Regions from separate parts of the Homo sapiens genome. Here region 1 is linked to region 2. Evidence: read pairs that join two places in POLR2A ChIA-PET (ENCODE). Cell type or tissue: OCI-LY7. All regions are shown on one strand. Links, peaks and the distances in the headings refer to the core of each region. The heading gives the core; the rest is flanking DNA. Region 1 overlaps AUH (AU RNA binding methylglutaconyl-CoA hydratase). Region 2 has its middle 45 kb from the start of LINC02937.

Evidence for each region. Peaks named below come from ENCODE experiments on the same cell type or tissue, not always from the same donor. Only the 100,000 strongest peaks of a DNase experiment are listed, where the experiment ranks them.
Region 1: POLR2A ChIA-PET joins it to region 2 with 5 read pairs; 5 of 35 experiments call an interaction of 5 or more read pairs at or near these places.

What each region holds. Positions count from the first base shown.
Region 1 is chr9:91,328,826-91,333,224 of GRCh38, reverse strand. All of the region lies in intron 3 of AUH (AU RNA binding methylglutaconyl-CoA hydratase), which reads left to right. Among named protein-coding and RNA genes, the nearest start is that of AUH, 31 kb to the left of the region's middle. In OCI-LY7, for the core only: no CTCF peak of the experiment used is centred there; no DNase peak of the experiment used is centred there.
Region 2 is chr9:91,205,892-91,210,290 of GRCh38, reverse strand. No RefSeq gene overlaps it. Among named protein-coding and RNA genes, the nearest start is that of LINC02937, 45 kb to the right of the region's middle. RefSeq lists an enhancer at 1,815-1,874. In OCI-LY7, for the core only: no CTCF peak of the experiment used is centred there; DNase peaks (open chromatin) are centred at 1,390 and 2,040; H3K4me3 peaks cover 1,664 bases; H3K27ac peaks cover 2,851 bases.

The sequences.
Region 1 (4,399 bases), core at 146-4,145, 120 kb before region 2:
TATATTGAGAAATAAAAATGAAATGCTAAGCCAACTGACTTGGACAACTGTGACCTCCTTTTGGCCGAGGAAAATCTCAGCCATGACAGGATGGGAGGTCGGACATCTCTTGTAATACCCCCTCCCTGGAGAACTGCCATTAGGCTTTCTTTCCTGAAGGTTAAACAAACCAGCCCTTTGGAAAGACTTGCTCCACTGCTGATATCTACTGCCTGGTGCTGCCCCTGCCTTTTGTAGTTTTAACTGCTTACCAGCGTTCTTTCCTGATAAGAGAGCGAGAACCGCAGAGTGGTTCTGGGAGGTCTACGAAGGATGCACAGTGAGGGTTTTTGTGTCCTCTGCTTCACCTTTGACAGCAGAGGGCTGAAAACTCTGCCCTCGGGCCATGCTCACGCCCCCATTTTTTGTACATGACCCATGAAAGTGCATGAAGCTCAATTGTGCGCACGCATTTCTCCTTTTATAATATTCATGACTCTTAGAACTTGTTAAATATGTATATTCAGCCACCTCGTTCATCATAAATTCCACTTCCCTTTGCCTTTCCCTTGAAGTGTCTGTTTCTGGCTTCTGGCCAAAAGCTGTGCTCCCCAGCCTGTCAGTATGGCACAAGCCGCAACCATTTATGAGAAATAAAACTCTCCTTTCCAAGTTTATGAACCTCCTCATTCTTCAGTTTACACTTTTTAAGGATAGGTTTGTTTGTATGTTTTATTTATTTTTTTGAGACAGTCTTGCTCTGTTGCCCAGGCTGGAGTGCAGTGGTGCGATTTTGGCTCACTGCAACTTCCACCTCCTGGATTCAAGTGATTTTCCTGCCTCAGCCTCCCAAGTAGCCGAGATTACAGGCACCCGCCACCACTCCTGGCTAATTTTTGTGTTTTTAGTAGAGTCGGGGTGTCGCCATTTTGGCCAGGCTGGTCTTGAATTCCTGACCTCAAGTGATCTGCCTGCCTCAGCCTCCTACAGTGCTGTGATTCCAGGCGTGAGCCACCGCGCCCAGCTTGTTTTAAATGCGGTATGTTTTAATGCGGATGATTTTGAGAACCAAATCACTGATAGTGTAGGTTCCACTGGATTCATTGAAAATGGCATATGAGTTTTGTTTAAAAATGTGAGTGTTCATAGTACATTGAAATCTTTCAAACTACTTAAACTTAGATGAAAAATTTCAAATGTCAGCATAAAAATGTTCAAAGGAGCACATACTTCAAAATTCTTTTAGCAATAATAGGAACAAAAAGGTTGAAGATCACTGGCTTAAAGCATTAGATCTCAAGGGGACGTTAACACCCACTGTGGAGCCTTTTGGAATTTGAGGGACGTTTTTGGCTGTTGAAGAGCTTTATTGACATATGGTTAGTGGGGGCCAAGGAAGCTAGACATCATGCAGTGCATAACAGAGAATAGTGTGTTTTCCCATAACTTCTCTAAAGTTCATTGGAGTAGTTTACTGCAAATATAAGTATAGAAATTTAATACATACTAATCCTAAAGAATATTTAAAAGAAGGAATTTATTAAAACACTGAAATTTTAGGAGAGGGCCATTATAGTGGGTGGTGTTTAAAATATATGTTTTCTCAAAATTGTTAAATAATGTATCAATTCCATGCGTTGTCTACTTAGTGTATTATACATTTCCAACTATATATTTAAATGAAAAGAGTTTGCAGTAGATAATGCAAAAGCAATACAAGTTATTACTGGCAAGTTACATACAAATATGTAACAGGAGATATAAAGTTCATTTAAAATGTCTGAGAACCAGGTATTAAATTATTAGATACACTTGAAATACAAGGAACATATGAAATCTTATTGAATCTTATTATACTTTCTCTTAGAATAATCTCTCCTCAGATAAACCTCATTGGCTATGATACTGCCATTCACAAAGCTTATTATACATTCTCAAATAGAATGGTATTTATGACATCGAATATTGTGACATGGTCACCACCTTTAATACCCGTCTGTACTTTCTTCACCTTTTTCTCCAAAACATTTATCCCCTTCTATGTAGATTACTAATTTGTTATGTTTATTTTTTACTCTTTTTGTCTCCCTTGCTTGGAGACAGTATAGGAGGAGAGCATGGGAGGCAGGTCTTCTGAAGAGTTTGGCGTAAAAAGGAGGAAAAAATTGGCAGCTGGAGGGGGTAGGGCGTATGGAATCAGGAAACTTAAAAAAAATTTTAACTGAAGTATAATGTGGACATACAGAAAATTGCACAAATTAAAAGCACATAATTCTGTAAATTTCTACAAAATGAAGTCCCAGCACACCACAGTCGTCCCACATGTCCCTTCCTTATCATTACCCATCTCCCACCCAAAAGACATAGGCAATTATTATGACTTTTATCGCCAAATACTAATATTGCCTATTTTCAAACTTTATGTAGTTGGAATTTTGCAGGCTGATCTCTTCCATTGAACATATTTGCAGGATTCAGCCTGTACCATTCGTCTAGGAGTAGTGCAGTCCTGTTCCTTGTAGAAATATTTCATAATTTGTGTCTTCTACTGTTTGCTTGTTGTTTGAGGTGTTCCCAGCTTTTAGCTGTTTCTAATAGTGCTGCCCTGACTATGCTTGTACATGTCTTTTAGTACACATCATGCATTTTTTGTTGAGTGTGTATATTTGGAGTGGAATTGCTTTCCAAAATGATTGTACTGGTTTTACTCCTAGCAGTCTTAAGTCAGAGGTCTCATTGCTTTACACCTTCACCAATACTTTATGCGGTATCTTGACTGTTGTTGGCACTTTGCATTTTCATCTTATTAATTTTCAGAAAAATTGGGATTTTTATTGGAACAACATTTAATCTATTAATTTGGAGAGAATTTACATCTTTTAGTATGAACTATTCTAACACATGAATGTAATGTGTTCTTTTATTTGGGGCTTCTTTATTTCAGTAAGATTTTTCAGTTTTTGTGTCAAGGTCTTATGTTCCTTTTGTTAGATTTATTCTTTCACTCCTTGATTTTTGGATGTTTTGAAAGTGATATCTTTTCGAGATTTCACATTCAAATTTCTTTTGCTAGTATATAGAAATACAGTTGATTTTTGTATATTGAGCTTATATCCAGCAACCTTACTAAATTTACTTATTTTCATGGTTTGAAAATTCTTTAGGCTATTCTTCATATACAGTTATCTGCTAATAATGACTGTTTTATTATACCTTTCAATCCTTGTAAGTTTTATTTTGGTCTTATCACACTCGCTAGTACATCTGTTACAGTGTTTAAAAGTGTTAGGGAACACCCTTGTCTCTTTTCTTGGTCCCTGGGAGGAAGCTTTTAGTAATTGACTGTTAAAGATTATGTTAGCTATAGGTACTTTACAGTTACTTTTTATTATAAAGATTCCCTTTTCTTCCTAATTTGCTAAGATAATTTAATCAGGAATGAGTGTTGATTTTTAGATATTACCAGAAAAGCACAACTGATAAAAATTTATAATTTTGATTAATTTTAATCAAAATTAAAATTTGTGCTTCAAAAATCACCAAGAAAGTGAAAGGCAAGACACAAAAATGAAGAAAATATTTGTAAATCATATATTTTAGAAAGGGCTTGTATCTAAGTTATAACTTACAACTCAATAAGGAGAAAACAAATTACCTGATTTTAAAAAAATGAGCAAGATTTGAATGGACATTTCACTAGAGCAGCTGTTTGAATGGCCAGTAAGCACATGAAAAGTGTTTAACCTCATTAGTCATTAGGGAAATGCAAATTAAAATCCTTATAGGTACCACTTCACACTCACTAGAATGGGTATAATAAAAAAGACAGACAATTGTTGGTGACTAGGAAAACAGAGACCCTCATGCATTGCTGGTAGGAATGTGAAATGGTGCAGCCAACCTAGGCAAACAGCTTGGCAGGGTTTTTGTTTTTTTTTTTTCTTTTCTCCAAGTTAAACAAAAATTTACAGTATGACCTAGCAATTCTACTTTGTCTTTATCCAAGACAAATGAAAACATTTGTCCACCAAAAACTTGTAAGTGAATGTCCATATCAGCATTAGTCATAGTAGCCAAAAAGTAGGAATGATATGAATATCTGTCATCCGATGAAGGGATAAGCAAAACGTTTATATGTTCATACAGTGGAATACTTCATGCTTATAACATGCATGAACCTGAAAAGCAAGCCATATGAAAGAAAACAGACAAAAAAAGACCACATATTGTATGAATTTATTTATAGGAAATGTCCAGAAAAGACCAATTCTTAGGAACATAGATTAGTGATTACATGGTGCTGGGATGGAAACAGGGAGCAACTGCATATGGGCATGAGAGATCTTTTTGTGATAATGGAGGTGTTCTAAGATCAGATTGAGGTGATGGTTGTACAACTCTGTAAATTTAGTAAAAATCC
Region 2 (4,399 bases), core at 329-4,328:
GATTTATAGTTTAAGAAACTGAGGCAGCAGGATTCATGCTGGGCATTCTGTGTTCTGGGTTCCAATGTTTAACGGCTATACCATCAAGGGCACGGAGCCAGTCTTGGTAGATGTGAATGATGCTTGGATCTGTCAAGATGCTAGTAGTGATTGGTGTATGTCCTCACAACTCAGTTCCCCCTAAAACCAGCAACTGGAGTATAAGTGTGAAGACTCATGGTTTGATAGCAATGCTTGTCAAAAAGGGGGCAAGATGGCCTGTAATCCCAGCACTTTGGGAGGCCGAGGTGGGCAGATCACGAGGTCAGGAGATCGAGACCATCCTGGCTAACATGGTGAAACCCCGCCTCTACTAAAAATACAAAAATTAGCCGGGCATGGTGGCGGGCCCCTGTAGTCCCAGCTACTCGGGAGGCTGAGGCAGGAGAATGGCGTGAACCCAGGAGGTGGAGCTTGCAGTGAGCCGAGATCGCGCCACCGCATTCCAGCCTGGGCGACAGAGCAAGACTCCATCTCTAAAATAAAATAAAAAACAAAAAGGGGGCAAGATGTGCTCCCTGTGGGTCAAGAGTGTCCCAGACAGCTTTTGGGAAGGGTGACAGGTGTGTTGCTCTATTTGGCCCTGGTCAGACTCATCTGGATTGTTGTATTCAGTACTCAGCATTGCAATTTCAGGTGGTCATAGATTCACTCTGTAGTTTTCTGTAAAGCACACAGGAGCTCTTTGGCCAAGTTTCAGCTCCACCGAAGTCAGCGATGAGACCGTGGACAAAGTGCCTCATGTCCCTGAGCCCATTTCTTCATTTGTAGAAGAATCCAGTAGTTCAGGATGGTTTTGAAGACCCAGTCACATTGGATGTGATCTGTATAAAAGTGCTTTATGTGGTGGTCGTGTTTTATTTGTTTCATATTTCAGAAGACGGGAAGGTGGGTCTCGCAACCATGGCTGGTTTGGAGGCATGTACAAGAACCTGGGCTCTTCACTCAGGAAAAGAGAAGTCTAGGGAAACATGGTAGCTGCCTCCAGTAGAACTGCAATATGAAACAGGTCTTCAGAGGCTTCCAGGGCGAGGGGAAACCATGCAGGGCTCCTCCCCACCTCCCCACTTCTGCTTGTTGCTCTGCGCTTGTCCAGAGACAAGAGATGTTGACTAAAGTCTATGCAGGGAAGTTACTTACACCCTCCTAGGTCCAAAAGCTGCCCACTGCCTCTGGAGTGTTAGAGCAGAAAGTGGGCAGGCATGGGCAGGGCCATTGCTGCGGGAAGTTAAGAGGCACCAGAGGACAGTTCTTCCAACTTAGACGGTTTTTGTGAAGTGAAAGCAGACTGCAGGCCTCCAGCACTGGCGCAGACTCTGACTGGTGCAGGCCTCTAACACTGGCATGGATTTAGCAGATGAGAAAGATGGGTCTCCTTACAAATACTGGTCACTAGTGAGTTGGGCCTTGAGAGACAGAGAAAACAGGTATCTGCCTAAGGTGTGTCTGGTTAACTATATTGGCCCTTGAGGTAATCTACAATTTAAGGAGTTTTAGTTCCTCTAACATTTTAAGAAATCATTCTCATGTTTGAGTGCCATGTTTATAGTACCAATTTTGGGGGCCAGGGTGGGAAGATTGCCCTGAGCAAAGCTGTCCATTTTCCCATCATCTAGTTGGTTTTCATGGAGCGGCCCACCTGCTCCCCACCTCAGGAGATACTGGAGGACTCTAGCCCTGCGGTGGCTGTGGTCAGGCCAAGGGCAGGCCAGGCTTCCTTCCTAGGCTTCAGTTCATTCCCCCATCTTGCTGCCAAGGTACCTTTAGATGTTTTGGTCCCCTAAAGCATTTAAACAGACTGTCGTGTAAAATGCTGTCTGAACAAAGTCTCCCATGAACCCACGGCACAGTGTGTACCTGAACCTCCCAAGAGAAATAGTAAAATCACCACATCATCAAGTTGCAGCTCAGGGACTACGTAGCTTTAGTGGTGATGTTTGCAGGAAAAGGTTTCAGAGAAATTTGAAAATTGGCAGGTGCACTTTCTTGACCTTTCCAAAAATAGTCTGAGTCACTTTCACTTTCAGCCTTCAAACTGTGTTGAATGAAACCTTTGTGCAGTTTACAGAAAGTGAAGAACTGTTTGGCAAGAGAGAGAAGTTCGAGCTCCTAATAGCCTCGGCTGCATTGAGTAACATTTCTTTTGAGTTGTCTATTAACACTTTCCTGAAACATGCTTTTTATGACGCCTAGAACTTGTGTAAGAGTGACTGTAATTTGAGTTATTTAAAAATGTAAGTACAAGAAATGTGTCACACGCCATAAGAGCTAGGAAATGACAGCTCACATTCATCTTGGTGGAAGGAAACTCTAATTATTGGAAGATGTGATTGGAGTATTTGTTCTTAATACCTACGGTGGCTCTGTTATATGCTTGCCTAACACCAGTATTGGCTTGCAAATAACACTGAAAAGCTCCTTTCTTTTCCTCTGGTCTTTGTGGGAAGGCATGGTATGAGTCGAGATTGCTAAACCACTCTTCTGAGAGGACTCAGAGAGAGTGTTTATCCTAGACTATCCATGGCCCTGGTACTTCTGAGTTCAGTTGTGGTGTGATCTCATTAGTCCAGGCTCAGAATGGCTCGGTAACCTCAAAACTCCAAGCCCTCGGTGCTTGCTTTGCTTCCCTAGACTTGCAGCTTATGTACGCCCACATGTGCTTCATGCGTATTAAAAATGCTTGCATGTGTAGATAGGAAGATATATGTTGACTGTCCTGAAAAACTTGACATACCTAACATTTAAAATTGTTTTGAGTTTCCCCCGGGGATAAACTAGTCTTCAAATGTAAACGTGATGAGCAGCGTAGGGGCTATGGTACCAGAGAAAAGAGCCGAATCTCGGCCCTGGTCCAGCCCTACCTCTCGTGCTCTGTCACCTGCAGCAGAGGTGGAGTGGGGGCCATGTCTGTGAGCGGGACCTCATCTTGTCTATTCCTCAGACCCACCCAAGGGCAGGGATTCCCAAAACTGCTGGTACCTGTAAGAGGTATTGTATTCTTGGACTCCATTCCATAACCTCTCATCAGGATTCTGGGTTTGGAACTCTAGAATCAATGTTGAGGAAAAATAGAACTTGGCGATTTTATTTTTCTAGATATAATTCACATACCATAAAAGCCACTCTTTAAATTGTACAATTCAGTGGTTTTTTAGTATATTCAGAGTTGTACAGCCATGACCACTAGCTAATTCAGAATATTTTCATTGCCTCCCAACAAGCCTAGTACTCATGAGTAGTCACTCCCTTGCCCATTCCCTCCACCCCCAAGCCCCTGGCAACCACTAATCTACTTTCTGTCTCTATGGATTTGCCTATTTGAGACATTCATATGAATGGAATTATATAATATGTAGACTTTTGTATCTGTTTTTTTTTCATTTAGCATAAAAATTTTCAAGATTTGTCCACAGTGTAGTGTGTCTCAGTACTTCTTTCCTTTTTATCACTGAAAATACTTCATTGTATGTATATGTCATATTTTGTTATCTACTCATCAATTGATGAATACTTGTATTGTTTCCACTTTGGCTGTTACAAATAATGCTGTTATGAACATGTGTGTACAAGTATTTGTGTGGGTACATGTTATTTCTCTTGGGCATACCTACAGATGGAATTACTGGATCATATGACAACTTTATGTTTAACTTTTTGAAAAACTACAAAACCAACAAGCTGTACCATTTTGTAATCCCACCAGCAATGAATAGGGTTCTAATTTTTCCACATCTTCATCAATATTTGTTATTGATCTTTTTGATTATAGCCAATCTAGTGAGTGTGAACTGGTATCTTATTGTAATTGTGATTTTGATTTGCAATTCCCTAATGATGTTGAACAGATGTTCATATAATTGTTGGCCATTTATATAGTCTTTAGAGATATATCTGTTTTGCCCATTTCTAACTGAGCAAAACAGACAAAAATTGAGTTGTGAATGTTCTTTATGTATACTGTATACAAGCCCCTTAACAGATATATGATTTGCAAATCTTTTCTGTTCTGTAGGTTGTTTCTCCATGTTCTTGTTGGTATGCTTGGAAGCATAAAAGTTTTTATTCTGGTGGAGTCCAGTTTATTGTTTCCTTTATTGCTTGTACTTTTGGTGTCGTATCTAAGAAACCACTGCCTGATCCAAGGTGATAAAAAGTTTTCATCAAAGAGTTTTATAGTTTTAACTTTTATATTTATGTTTTTGATAAATTTTTTATATATGGTGTGAGGTAAGCATCCAGCTTCACTCTTTTGCACATTGATATCCAGCTATTCCAGCACCATTTGTTGAAAAGACTGTTTTCCCCCATTTATTGTCTTGGTACCCTTGTCAAAAAAAAAAAGTTAACTATAAATGTAAGA